2 separate regions of the Mus musculus genome follow, and region 1 is linked to region 2. Evidence: chromatin loops called from intact Hi-C (ENCODE). Cell type or tissue: heart. All regions are shown on one strand. Each heading gives the region's core, and the rest is flanking DNA. Links, peaks and the distances in the headings are about the cores only.

Evidence for each region. A loop is a pair of places that touch in the nucleus more often than their neighbours do. Peaks named below come from ENCODE experiments on the same cell type or tissue, not always from the same donor. Only the 100,000 strongest peaks of a DNase experiment are listed, where the experiment ranks them.
Region 1: it touches region 2 in a loop (1.9-fold over the local background); 3 of 42 quality-filtered maps call a loop at or near these places.

What each region holds. Positions count from the first base shown.
Region 1 is chr5:137,515,486-137,522,563 of GRCm38, forward strand. Gigyf1 (GRB10 interacting GYF protein 1) reads left to right here and starts at 3,395. Exons shown (of 24, transcript NM_031408.2): 1 at 3,395-3,501; 2 at 3,598-3,727; 3 at 3,825-3,920; 4 at 4,021-4,132; 5 at 4,252-4,360; 6 at 4,543-4,583; 7 at 4,727-4,891; 8 at 5,062-5,315; 9 at 5,400-5,517; 10 at 6,363-6,497; 11 at 6,638-6,738; 12 at 6,893-7,064. The coding sequence starts at 3,467. In heart, for the core only: a CTCF peak has its summit at 3,141 (motif pointing right); DNase peaks (open chromatin) are centred at 3,166, 4,406, 4,626 and 4,866.
Region 2 is chr5:137,626,206-137,633,283 of GRCm38, forward strand. It overlaps Lrch4 (leucine-rich repeats and calponin homology (CH) domain containing 4), which reads left to right and starts at 2,918. Exons shown (of 18, transcript NM_146164.2): 1 at 2,918-3,221. The coding sequence starts at 3,002. It overlaps Gm20605 (predicted gene 20605), which reads left to right and starts at 2,918. Exons shown (of 22, transcript NR_033148.1): 1 at 2,918-3,221. In heart, for the core only: CTCF peaks have their summits at 1,978 and 2,986; DNase peaks (open chromatin) are centred at 1,966, 2,716, 4,616, 5,116 and 1 weaker place; H3K4me3 peaks cover 3,882 bases; H3K27ac peaks cover 4,078 bases.

The sequences.
Region 1 (7,078 bases), core at 941-5,940, 110 kb before region 2:
CTGGTGTAGCACCACTTTACCCACTGAGCCATCTCCAGCCATCCCCAGGGATGTTCTCTTTCTACCTCCCTGGTGCTAGGCTTATAAGTAGGGAAGCTTGGTTTTTACCTGACTATTGGGACGTGAACTCAGGTTCTTGAGTTTGTGCAGCAAGTACTTTTCTGACTGAGCCATCTACCCTGCCCTACAAAATTTTTTGTTGTGATGGTAGGGTTTTGTTGTTTGTTTGTTTATTTTTTGAATAAATGCTGAGGATTGAAGCCCAGGGCTTGTCCATGCTAAGTACATCCTATGCCACCAGCCTCACTAAAGCTTTTTAAATGATTGTGGGTGTAATGGCTCAGTGGTTAGCTGAGTGGTTAGGTCCAGGCAGTACTCTCGAGGCCCTTGAGTGATTTCCTTCTCCAATGTCAGGTGATTCACAGCCACCTGTAACCCTAGCTCCAGGGGCCCCAACACCTTCTTCAAGACTCTGGGTGCCTGCATTCAAGGGCACATGCCATCATCATTGCCCACCACCTCCAAACACATATGAAATTCAGAAATAAAATGATTAGCAAGAGCCAGGCGTGGTAGTGCATGCTTATAATCCCAGCACGCAGGAGTCTGAGGCAAAAGCGTTCTCTAGAAACTAAAAGTAAAGTTACCACTTTAGGCATTAATTGTTTTTTAATGTGCATTGGTGTTTTACCTGCATGTATGTCTGTATGAGGGTGTCGGATTCCCTGTAACTGGAATTACTGGACATTTGTGAGCTGCCACGTGGTTGCTGGGAATTGAACTGGGATCCTCTGGAAGAGCAGCCAGTGCTCCTAACTGCCGAGCCCTCTCTCCAGCCCCACTTTAGTCATTGTTTAGGTGTGTAATTCTCTGTGTTAATCCGTGTAGTGTTATTCAGCTGTCATGGCTATGTCCACATCCTTCTGGGCCCAGCTGAAACTCTAGACCTGGGCAGTGTTTGTGGGCAGCCCCATCAGTCCCAACTCTAGGTCTTTGACTTTGACCTGCCCCGACCCCTGGCTACTCTGTAAGAAACATCCTACAGGGGTTATCTTTCTTGGAGTCTAGTCCCCTGTCCCCCTCCCTCCTGCTGGGAACTGAGCACAGGTCCTTTAGACAAGCAGCAAGTACTCTCGACCACTGAGCCATCTCTCCAGCCCCAGGTCCCTTTGTGGCAGTTGTGGAGGCTGAAGCCAGACAGAGCCTTGTGCGTGCTGGCAAGTGTCTGGCTGTTGAGGGACATCTCCAGCCCCTTTAGTGTTTATTTTGTTTTTCCTAGGGGTGAGGAGGTGGGGAGCTTAAACTTTTTGAGGGGTTCGAGACAGGGTTTCTCTGTGTATCCAACTTTTTGGGGGGGGGCGGATTGAGACAGGGTTTCTCTGTGTATCCCTGGCTGTCCTGGCACTCACTTTGTAGACCAGGTTGGCTTCGAACTCAGAAATCCGCCTGCCTCTGCCTCCCGAGTGCTGGGATTAAAGGCGTGTAGGCGTGTGCTACCACGCCCGGCTGGAGCTTAGACTTTAGATCCTTGTGTACTACCACATGTGGTTCATGCAATGTGAAGGTAAAACCCAGGGCTTTGTGCTAGCTAGGCGAGCACTCTTCCTCCTTAGTGTCGTCTCCAGCCCCTAAGGGCTGCCTAGTCCCAGCTCCCCTCAGGGTGATTGTGGAGCCCTCCTGAATCTAGTGCAGTCATTGGGGTCGGGAAGGGGGAGTGGAGTGTGCAGCCTGAGCTAGCCCAGGCTCTTGTAGTTAAGACACTTACCTCACTGTGGCTTGGGAGTTCTGGGGTGCTGAGATTCTGGGTCACCCCATTGTCTGCCATGGGGCCTTGGTTTAGTTACTGAGGAGACCCTCTTTCCTAGACTCCTCTAGTGGACACTCTCTTCTTCCTTCTAGATTCCTGGCGTCCTGCAGCGGATGGCGACTGGAGAGGCACACTGGTCCAGCCTCCTGCCCAGCCTGTGATAAAAAACCCACGTATTCCCCCCGGACACTGCCTGTCCTTCCTTCTCTACTCTGCCCTTCCTGAGAGTCTCCTACCCAGGACCCTAGAGGAACTTGCCCTGTTGCTGCCACTGCTGCCTCATTAGCCACTAGAGACTGAACTTGCCTCTTCCCATATGGTGAGGGAGCCTTCCGCCAGCCACAACCTGAGAACCCTGCTCCCACCTTGACCTTTTTTCTGAGGGGCAGTTGTTGATGTAGGGTAGGAGTTTAGGTCTTGGTTCCTATTCCTGTGGCCACACCCACCTGCTCAGAGCCTACCGTGAGTGGAGTGAGTACCTGTGGCTCTGGAAGTCCTGTCTGCTTAGTTTGTGCTGAAACCCAGCCCCCTCAGACAGATGCCCTAAGTTTTCTTTAGAGAAGTTGGCTTGTTCCAAGGCTTGTCATACTGCTTTATAAAATGGACCATTCCTCTATAGAACATAAGCGGCCCCAATGCCTGCCTGTCTTATTTTTTGAGACAGGGTCTCATATAGCCCAGGCTGGCCCTAAACTCTTATGTAGCCAGAAGTGACCTTAAATTTCTGAACCTCCTGCCTCTCTCTATCTCCCAAGTGTTTGGGATCAAAGCCGGGTGCTATATTCCTTGTTGGTGTGGTGTTGGGGGCAGAGTCTAGGGCTTCAAGTATGGTGAATAAGTGCCCCCCCACCCCCAGCCAAACTATATCCCCAGTCCAGTGATTGTTTCAGAATAGTCTTACTGTGTGCTGTCCCAGGTTGTCCCAGGAACTTGCAGTCCTCTTGCCTTTGTCTCCTGAGTGCTGGGATTACAAACATGGGCATTACAAAGCAGGCTTAAGTTTTGTGCTGAAAATCCTCACTGTATTCTGGGCACACTGGTTACCTCAGCCATCCCATGAGAGCACCTCTGACCAATGACCACATTGTCCCTTCTCCTGAGTGCACTGTACCCGGCAGCTGTGGGCCAGGGGCTGGGAGACTGTCTAATTCACTGGGGTAACCTCTCTCTTCCTCCTCTTCTCCCTAAGGATCTCTCCCAGATGTGAAAGTTTCTCCCAGGCACTTAGAGGCTAGAGCTAGTTGCTTGGGGATCCTAGTTCAGCGCAGCCCGGCCCCTGTGAGACCAGAGAGCCCTTGTTTCCCTGGACAGAACTGTCAGGTGAGTGTTGGGCCACCAGAGGGCGTCCCACTGAGCTGGAAGGGGCTCAGGCTTCAGTGTTCCCTCACTCCCTAGGACTCTCCCCTACCCTGACTCAGCTTTGGTTAACTCATGGTGTGAGTGGTCACCTGTCTGGTGTAGGTGAGTTCAATGCCAAAATGTCTCACCGTCTAGATGGAGGCCTGTCACTGGCCCAGCAAAGTGCTGGCGCCATGACTGATCTGCCCTGCACCAGCTTACTCATGACTTGTCTGTGACCCTACAGGTATTTGGACAGTACTCTCCTGGTCCTGTCTCTGCCATTCATCCTTGACCTTTGAGAAGCATCGAAGCTCCACAATGGCAGCAGAGACACTCAACTTTGGGCCTGAGTGGTGGGTCACTTAAGCTCTGGTCCAGGGGAAAAGCTGGTGTAGGGGTGAAGGGCCACGTGGACCTCCGTCTCCCCTTTTTTTTTGTACCTGTTTTAGGCTGAGAGCCCTTTCGAGTGGTGGCAGCGTGGCCTCTCCACCCCCATCTCCTGCCATGCCCAAATACAAGCTGGCAGATTACCGCTATGGGCGAGAGGAGATGCTGGCCCTCTATGTCAAGGAGAACAAGGTGAGGTTTGGGATGGAGCACAGCTCCCTCGCCCATTTGCCTTATCTGTGAGTTGCCTCTGAGTGGTTAATATATTGGGCCTCCTGCCCCATCCCAGGTCCCGGAGGAACTACAGGACAAGGAGTTTGCTGCAGTGTTACAAGAGGAACCGCTGCAACCTCTGGCTCTGGAGCCTCTGACTGAGGAGGAGCAGGTGGGGCTGGGCCTAGGGTGGAGGAGGGAGGGGCTGGGCTTGGGAAGATGGGGGCTGACTGGGTGACGGTCCTCACTGCCATCCCTGGCTCCCTCCTCAGAGAAACTTCTCGCTGTCGGTGAACAGTGTGGCTGTGCTGAGACTGATGGGGAAAGGGGCTGGGCCCCCTTTGCCTGCCACCTCCCGTGGCAGGGGCAGCACTCGGAGCCGAGGTAGACAGCGACTCCTCGTATTTTTTAGGGGAGGAGGTGGGCAGAGTTGGAGTGGGTGGTGGCAAGGATACAGAGGGACACTGGAGGGTCCCAGACCCAGTGTAAACCCTCTTCTTCAGGGCGAGGCCGTGGTGACAGCTGCTTTTACCAAAGAAGCATTGAGGAAGGCGATGGGGCCTTCGGAAGGAATCCTCGGGAGATCCAGCGAAGCCAAAGCTGGGATGACAGGTGGGGATGACAAGATGGAGAGAGACGGGCAGAACGGAGGAGTGCCACTGAGCTGGAATAGGGTGACTAGAGGGACCAGAGACACCCAGCAGGCCAGCCCTGATCAGAGCCCCTGGGTCGTGTCTACCCAGCCTAGCACCCCCTGGGGAAGGGTGATGTTTGACCGACGCCTTTCTTCACAGAGGCGAGAGGCGGTTTGAGAAGCCTGCAAGGAGGGATGGAGGTATGAGCGTGTTGATGATGGTGGCCAGCATGGTCGGGAGGCAGTGGAGGTGGGGTTCCCAGGTAGGGGGATGGGGGGGGAGCTAATAGGAGTAAGCTCTCTTGAGGTTCATCCATGCTTACTGTTTGTCTCCCCTGTGCCAGTACGGTCTGGCTTTGAGGAGGGAGGGGCTGGCCCAAGGAAGGAGCATGCACGCTCAGACAGTGAGAATTGGCGCTCACTTCGAGAGGAGCAAGAGGATGATGGCAGCTGGAGACTTGGGGCGGGACCCCGGCGAGATGGTGATCGCTGGCGTTCCACCAGCCCTGGTAAGATGGGGGCTAGGTGGGGTCAGGATATCCTGGCGATACTAGGGAAGAGGTGCCATGCACGCGAGGAACAAGAAGATCCCAGGGGAAGCCTGGTGGACTGGAGAAGGTGGGGCTTGGCTTGGCTGGGCACTAGAGGATTTTTGCCCTTCTCCAACTTTCTCTTTCAGATGGTGGTCCCCGCTCTGCTGGCTGGCGGGAGCATGGGGAGCGGAGGCGCAAGTTTGATTTTGATTTGCGAGGGGAGCGCGGAGGGTGTGGTGAAGAGGATGGGCGGGTTGGGGGCGGCAACTCTCACCTCCGGAGATGCCGGGGGCTCGATGGCTTTGAAGATGACAAGGATGGGCTCCCCGAGTGGTGCCTGGAGGATGAGGATGAGGAGATGGGCACTTTCGATGCCTCCGGAGCCTTCCTGCCCCTTAAGGTACTCATCTCAGGGGCCAGTGGGGTGGTGGCAGCTGCCCCCTGGCTGCCCTCCCACTGTGTCCACTCTGCCCTCCCCACACAGAAGGGCCCCAAGGAAGCCATCCCTGAGGAGCAGGAGCTTGATTTCCGGGGCCTGGAGGAGGAGGAGGAGGAGGAGGAGGAGCCGTCAGAAGGGGTGGATGAAGAGAGGCCTGAGGCAGGTGAGCCCTCATAGCGGTGCAGGGACAAGGCCTGAGAAGCTCGGGCTGGGGCAAGTTGGCAGAGATGTGTTGCTAAGCTGGCTGCTGACTGGCCGCCCATGTGTCAGGTCAGGCCGCTTAGAAACGTTCAGGCGGGAGTGGTGAGACGGTTTGGCACGTGAAAGGCTTGCCACCAAGCATCATGCTGTGAGTTCAATCCCTGGAACCCACAGGAGAGAGGGGAGAAGAACCATTTCCACCAGGTTGTCCTCTAGCCTGCAGCACGTGTGCTGGGGTGGGTGGCGGGCCGGGGCGGGCCCAGGCAGGTGTGCAGAGAAATCTTTGTTAGGTGTGAGCACACAGCCCCTCACCACATGTAGGTCCTCCCCTCTCTCAGCGCAGGACCAGGGCCAGCGTGCTTAGTGTGGACTGCGTGGTTCTCTATGTCTGTGCTCGTGCTTGGTTAGGGCTTGACCAGAGTCAGAAGGATAGACTCACTACCCAAGGTCACACGTGTTGACTTGCACTGCCTCAGATACCACCCCCTGCAGTTGTCTTTTCCTGTGTATGTGGGCAGGTCAGAGGACAAGTGTCCTTGCCTTTCACCTTGTATATGGTAGGATCTCTGTTCTTTGTCTGTGCCAAGCTAGGCTTACAAACTTAATGGCGGATCTCCTGTCCTTTCCGTGTTTCCATAGGAGAACTGGGATTGCAGACACACACTAGCACAAGTGGCTTTTACGGGTTCCTGGGATTTCACCCAGGTCCTCTTGCCTGGGAACCAAGCCCTTTTATCCATCAAGCTGGCTCCTTGGCCCTAGCTCTTCCGGTTGGAGTTCTGGTAATCACGTATTTATTTCTTCCAGGAGGGAAGGAGGCAACCCCATTGCCGCCTCCAGAGAACTCCAGCTCACCGTCTTCACTGCCAGCCTTGGGTCCTCTCTGGACGACAAATGAGGAGGGTGGTGAGGCAGTGGAGAAAGAGCTGCCTCCTGCTGAAGGTAGGCTGGCAAGAGCCGTGCAGAGGGGAGTGATGGGCGTGGCTAGTGAAGTGCAGTTGTGGCAAGAGCCTGTTTTCCTAGCAGCTACAGGAGCCATCTTGTTCGTTTCTCTGCCCCTCCCTACTTTCCCATCTCCCTAGGTGACGAGTTGAGGGGACTGTCTCTGAGTCCTAGAATCAGTTCACCTCCTGGCCCACCTGGAGATCTAGAAGACGAAGAAGGCTTGAAGCACTTGCAGCAGGTTTGGGGTTGTCTGTACATGCTGCGGGGGCTCCCCTCCAGGGTTGCAGAGCCCTTTGCCCCATGTGTCCCAGATCTGTCTGACAGGGTCCCTCTCCTGCCCTCAAGCCCAGCCTCCTCAGGCGGCTCAGACTCCCTCTTTTCCTGACTTCCAGGAGGCAGAGAAGCTGGTGGCCTCCCTGCAGGACAGCTCCCTGGAGGAGGAGCAGTTCACCGCTGCCATGCAAACCCAGGGCCTCCGCCACTCCACAGCTGCCACTGCCCTTCCCCTCAGCCATGGCGCTGCCCGAAAGTGGTTCTACAAGGACCCACAGGGGGAAATCCAAGGTAGCGGTGGGTAG
Region 2 (7,078 bases), core at 948-5,947:
CCTAAGAACCTAAGAAGGGATTTTAATGATGAAGAAGAATTCTGTTACATCCATAGTGTGTGTGTGTGTGTGTGTGTGTGTGTGTGTGTGTGTGTGTGTGCAGGCGCGCGCGTGTGCAAGTGCTATGTAGCACACAGGTGGAGGTCAGCTTGAGAGCAGTTTCTCTCTTCCTAACCTGTGGGTCCTGGGAATAGAACATTCCTTTACCCTCTGAGCATTTATTCAGTCCAATCTTGAAGTGTTACTTTTTGAGGCAGAATCTCACTATGTATCTCTGGCTATCCTAAAACTCAGTATATAGGGTTAGGGTTAGGGTTAGGGTTAGGGTTAGGGTTAGGGTTAGGCAGGGTTAGGCCGTGAGTTTGGCTGGCCCTGAACTCACAGATCCACCTGCTTCTGCCCCCTGATTACTGGGACTAAAGGAGTGCATTGCTACATCCAACTTTTTTTTTTTTTTAAATATTTACTTAGCCGGGCGTGGTGGCACACGCCTTTAATCCCAGCACTCGGGAGGCAGAGGCAGGCAGATTTCTGAGTTCGAGGCCAGCCTGGTCTACAAAGTGAGTTCCAGGACAGCCAGGGCTATACAAAGAAACCCTGTCTCAAAAACCAAAAAAAAAAAAAAAAAAGATTTACTTTGTGTGTGTGTGTTTCGTGCATGTATGAGTACCATATAAATGCCTGGATGCCATGGAACTGGGAGTTTCAGACGGCTGTGAACTGCCATGTGGCTGCTGTGAATACCATCTGGGTCCTCTGCAAGAGCAGCAAGTGCTCACAGCTTCTCAGATCTCTCTCCCCAGACTCCTTTTTAATTGTGTATGCCTGTGTGTACGGGTGGAGGGACGTGCCTGTGAGACCAATGCCTGTGGTGGCTAGAAGAGAACCCTGGGAGGCCAGGAGCAGGAGATCCAAGCTGTTGTGAGCCACTCTCTTGGGTGCTTAGAACAGAAGTAGACCAATATACATTATTGGCCAGCTAAACTCACTCTCCAGCCCCCAGTCTCTAATACTTTAGTGTCTAGGCATATCAGTATAGCAGGAATGACCAGAGATGAGAGAGCAACTTCAGTTACTGGTGGTCAGGCAACACGGAAAGCAGACGTGGTCTTCTGTCACTACACAAGATTTTAAGCTCTCTAATCGAGCCCTGCATGAGGGTGCACACCTATAATCCCAGCACTTGAGAGGTGGTAACAGTCAGGAGTTGTTCATGGTCACTCCTAGCTACATCACCAGTTAGAGGCCAGCTAGAACTATAGGAGACCTTGTCTCTGAAAGCCAGTCTCCCTCTTTTCCTTTAGGTCACCATGCCACCCACATTGAGAAAAAAAGACTGAAATTATGGGGCCATGTTAGCCACAGCTACAGCCACATTGGTAAGCTGTGGAGGCACCCAAGAGGGAAGGGGGATGCTTAGTGGCATGCCTCACCACAGGATTAACCTTGGAAGAGCCGAGGCGATTAAGGGTGTTGGGATGCCTGTTTTCTAATGACTAGAAGCCACACAGGGAGGTTCATTAAACGCTAACATTCTTCTAAAAGCAAATCTCAAAGGAAAAAAAAATATTCTTTTACTATTATCTCTCACATCTGGGACTCCTTCCTGTATCTCAAGAAGTTTTCTGGGGTTTTTTTGTTTGTTTGTTTGTTTGTTTGTTTGTTTTTGTTTTTAAAAAAGGTTAGTTTGGAGTTATGTAGTCCAGGCTTGCCTGGAATTGACCTCGAAGTCCCGATCCTTCTGCCTCCTCTTTTTAAGAACTGTCACGACAGGCTCATGCCACCACACCCAGCTTCAAATAAGAGGTTTCCAATAGACAAAGTCTGTTATGAAAGTATGTGTGGGGGAGTTCTACTGGAGGTCTGAGATTTGTCCAGCTTCCCTTTCCTCATTTATAAAAAACCCGAGGTCTTAGCCGGGCGGTGATGATGCACGCCTTTAGTCCCAGCATTCGGGAGACACAGGCAGGAGGAGCTCTTGAGTTCAAGGCCAGCCTGGTCTACAGAGCAAGTTTCAGAACAGCCAGGGCTACACGGAGAAATAAATCCTGTCTCGGAAAAGCAACAAACAAAAAACCCCCAAAGATCTTGTTCTAGAGGCCATGAGATCCTTCGTAGTCTCTAAAGTTTGGTCTGGCCATCACAAGTCTTCTCCAGGGGGACTTTGGCAGGTCTGACGACTTTCCCTCTCTGAACTGGAAACCCCCTCACCGGTCATCCCCAGCATTCCCATTAGGGACTCAAGACTGCGCAGGAGGAAATGGTCCCTTCTGTTGAGACAACAGCCTGAGTGCTGAGTGGGGCATCCCTCGCCCTTCCTCACTTCTCGGATGCTGGTTTGCTCCCCAGTAAGCACAGCTAGTACCCAACCCTAACCCTGCACTGTCAGGCCGCCCAGCGCGCGCCTTTTACGATCTTTACCTGCGTCTCAAAAATTCTAGCTCACCCACCTCCTTCTGTCTAGCGAATGGAGCACCTCCTAGCCCATGCTATTGGTAGGCAGAACCGTCCCTCAGAGAAGAGGCCGGGACAGGTTCCTTTTGTAGGTTCTAATTGGTCTTCTTCACAGTCACTCGCCTGAATCTAGATTGCAATTGGTCTTGGTTGAAAAAGCAGGTTTGTGGTCTCTGGGTCTCTAATACCCTAAAGTTGAGACCTGTAGTCCCCGCCTCCTGGGCGGGTCTCATTGGCTCCATCTCCAGCCTCGAGAGTTGTGATTGGATGTCGCTGCGCGGGGCGGGCCGACCAGGAACCGCGGCCGTTGGCGGGGTGCTCCTCTTCACCCCTCCCTTCCCTCAGTGTAATCTAGAATTGAGAGGCTCCACCCCCTGCCGTTTTCTGATTGGGCACTTCTAACGCGTCTCTGGTTCATGATTGGTCCGCGGAGTTCCTGACCCTCGCTTCCTCCCTTCAGTGGGGACTACGGCGGCTCCGAGGAGGGGGAAGGGCGAGAAGGGCCGGCCGGTGCCGTCAGTCAGGCAGGGGGAGCCGCCGAGAGCGGATGGCGGCAGCAGTAGCGGGCCCACTCGCCGCCGGGGGTGAGGAAGCTGCAGCTTCAGTGTCCTTGCCAGGGTCTCCTGGTCTACCTGGGAGCCGTAGCGCAGAACGAGCCCTAGAGGAGGCTGTGGCCACCGGGACCCTGAACTTGTCCAACCGGCGTTTGAAGCACTTCCCCCGGGGCGCGGCCCGCAGTTACGACTTGTCAGACATCACCCAGGCTGGTGAGTTGCGCTGGTGCCCAGAGAGCAGGGGACCCATACTGGACTGCGACCCTCATTTGCATAGCCCCGCCTCGCGTTCGATTGGGCCCACCCCTTCACCTGGCAGTCTTGAACGCTCGCCCCTTGGGATTGGCATTGAGCCCGCGACCTCCCCTCCCCTGTGTAAGAACCACTGGACAATGAGTTCGCTTCAAGAGTGCACAGAACACTTTTGGCCGAGCTCTAGGAGACTCTTCCCCTTTATTTGCATATTGCGCACCTGTAGCATGGTCCCGCCCCTCACCTGGTTGGCTTCTTCAACCCTAGATCTGATCAACCCTTAAAGCAAACTTCCATGTAGAATCTATCATTAATCGCTACATTTTCACCCTTTTAGTCGTTTCCAACGTCTTTCTCACCCGTCCACCACAATCCCAACAAGCCCCGTTATCTCTTTCCTAAAGGGTCGCTCCTAACAACCCGACGTTTCTGCTTGCTTTTCCGTAGTCTCCCCAAGTCCCAGCCCCTCTCCGCCGTCCACCCCAGCCTATCTATGTGAAAGAAGTGAATCTCTCGCCCTTAACTTTCCACCCATTATCCCCCTATCCCCTTTCTCTTCTTCCTGGTTTTATGAGGTCACTGTGGAGTTTGTGATCTCATAGGAACCCTACAATTCTGCTTTCCCCTTAGGGGAGAAACTTGAGGCAGCTTGCTGAAAGGAAGGACATTGTATCTCTTAGCTAGGAGTGCTGACCTCCTGGAGACTCTCCAGTCCCTGCCCTCAGGACCCCTCTAATCATGTCCACCCCACCCTGGTGTGTGTGTGTTTGGGATCCCACTAATCATGGACACTCTACCCTTGGGTCTGCTATGGCCAGGCACTGGGGACTGTACTATGACAGGTGAGTCAGGCTGCTTAGGAGGCAGCCTATGAACTTGGGCTGGCAGCTGAGGGCGGGGAATCACAACAGAGGGCTACATTCCGGGAGCCCCACCCCAGTCTGGGCTGGAGTGTTAGGGCCCCTTCTGCTCCTCTCATCTGGTCCAGGGCTGGATCAAGCTGGATCAAAGAACACATTGCTCCAGTAGGTTCCTGCCCACCTGCAATTGTACCAGGCTGGCTGGGGCACAATCTCCTCTTACAGCTCTGGAGAGAAAAAGTTTAAATCTCTCTGTTTTTAAATGCTTTTTCCCTACACAGTTGAATGAGTCCTGGGAATGGGTGAGCCCCAGGAGCCATGCTTACCCCTCCTAGGTCCCCCCAGCCCCCCAGCTCCAGATTGACCTCAGCAGCTGTGTGACACTGGCCGTCTGTTCCCTTTCCCCTCCCCCTCTTGCTTGTTTTGTGACCAAGACCAAATGTTTTTCTTTACTTCCTCAGGGCTCTGTCTCAGTGAGTGGACTCTTGGGAAAACTACCAAGCCCTCCCAGCCCCTCCTAGCTCCTGCCCCAACCCAATCTCCTCCTTCAACATTCCGGCCCAGGGTGCAGCTAGGGCTCCCCCGGGTGCAGGCTCACTGTGTGCTGAAGTGGGAAATCCCCTCTCTGCCTTCTCCAGTCTTGTTGGAGCCCAGGTTCTAGGCAGGTGGGTTCCATTATGTCCAGCCATCGTCCTCTGTCTTCTCGCTCCAAGCTGGGAGCTCCTAGCCTGGGAGGGCGTGTGTGTATGACAGAAACCCAGAATTGCCTGGTGCCCTGTCCTCTGCCTCCCCTTACCCTCCAACCTAGACTAAGTGCTTCAGCATTGTGCTGCTGGGTTAGTGTGTCTCCTGCTCGCTGTCTTTCCTGAATGTTCCCTCCGTGGAGGGAACCAAGGATTGTGTTCCCGTGACCTGCTAGTAGAGACCTGGGTTGGGGCAGGGCAAGTTCTAGCAAAGGAGAAGTGTCGATCACTCTCCCACAGACCACATCCTGTGCCCCTGAGCCCTGCCTCCTCCAGCCTGGGCTGCTTCCGCCCCTGACTTCTGCTCCTCTACTCTTTACCCAATCCCAGTTTGGTCTGCACTCCTATGCATGCATGCATAACACTTATGCATTTGTGAGCACAAAGGGAAGAGGCAGGTGTTGGGCATGGGTGGAGGACCAGATGCGGGCCTCCCACCGTCTCCGGAACTGTTCTTCCCATATCAGCTCAGTCTGTGTTCAGTGGGGCAGGAGCAAAGACGAGAAAGCAGTTTGCAGGGCATCAGGCTACTATCCCTGAGAGACAGATGTACAAGCCACAGCCTAATGGATTGTTTCTACTCCGTTTCCTGTCACAAGACACATTTCCTTTGGGGAATGTTCCCCAGCTTGTCTTCCTCTTAGCTTTTGCCCCCTACTGAAGGAGGACCTTTAAAGAAGCTCACAACCACTCGGGCCTGGGTTTCCCCTAAAATACCCAGACACCTCCTAGGGCATGCTGACCAGAACAAACAGAAATGTGGCTTCTAGGGGTCTGTGGTCTGTGTCTCCACACTGGAGGGAACTGTGGGCTTAGTGCCTCTGCCACGGCCATAGTGTGCCAGTCTTTGAGATAAGAGGGTGTCAGCTTCTTCCCTCAGCTCCTTGCTCTGCTCATAGTAAACGTAAAGACCCTGGGCCTCAGGCAGAGGAACGGTGCTGAGGTTGGAAAAGGGCAGCCAGCCTGGGGACCAGGGAACCCCAATGAAAGCACCTTAAGTACTCTGAGAACTTGGTTCCCAGCTCCAGCTTAGCCTTCTGCCTTCCCCTCCCTGACTGCCTGAAGCTGAGTGTTTCTAGTCTTTTGGTCCTGGAGGCTCATGAAAAACTGGCCACGTATCAGGGTCTCACTTAAGCCCAAAAGCCAGGGTATCTCTGTTCGTGATTTCTTCCCTATGTTGAAAACAGGTTGACGCTAGGAGGAAGGGCTCTCTCTCCCTGTGGTCCCCCAGAGGTTTCTGCATTCTCCTCCTGACCTTTCCTGCCTATCACCTTACTGTTGTTTTCAACTTCTCTTTCTTGTGCTGGGATCACATCCAGAGCCTGCTGTGTGCTAGACCCATTGAGTCGCATCCAGCCCTAGCCAGGCTCTGCTTTTGGGGGGGGGGTGAGTGCATGCATAGATGGAGGCCAGAAGAGGATGTTGGGGTGCTGCTCTGTCACCCCACCTGGCAGCCCAGAAGCCCAGTTCATTTCTGCCGGCTCCTCTCCCACCCCCCCACAGCACTGAGGTCGTCACAGGTCATGTTCGTGCCAGTGTTTTACATGAGTGCCGGGATCTAACTCAGATCCTCATGTGTGTGGAGTCAGTGTGAGCCTCCTCTTTATCCCTCTGACTCTCTTTACAAGCAAGGCCCCCTTGTGTGATCTCCCACCTTTCAGCTCTCCTGACATCTCAGCACACACAACCGCAGAATTATAGACCCTCCTGTACGCTGCCAGGAGAAATCTTCATTTGTCCGATTTTTTGCTGGGTGGGACAGAGTTGAATCTTGAACTCTGAATAAAAAGCCCGATATGGCCGTGTTCGCTTGCAGTCCCACCCCTGGAGAGGCCTGGATTCTTCTTTCTCAGCATTCTGATTGCTGCAATCACAGACATGAGCCACCACGTGTAGCTTCATATGTGAATTTAAAGAGTATGTTTATGGTCTGTTATTACACTCCCAAGTCTGGGCTTCTCCAGCTGTGTCCCTCTGGCCTTCTCTTTGCCTTTCTGGTCATGCTTATAATATGCTTTGGTTTATAGACTTATTGTCCCCCCAGGGAGGCCAGGTTTATGAACACATGAATGTAGGTTATATGTATGCATGTGTTGTATATGTGTGCACATACTTGTGGAAGCTGGGGGTACCCCAGCTGTTGTTCAGGTACCATCCACTTTGCCTCTCTGAGACAGAGTCTCTTCATTGGCCTGGTCACTGAATCAGCTAGGCT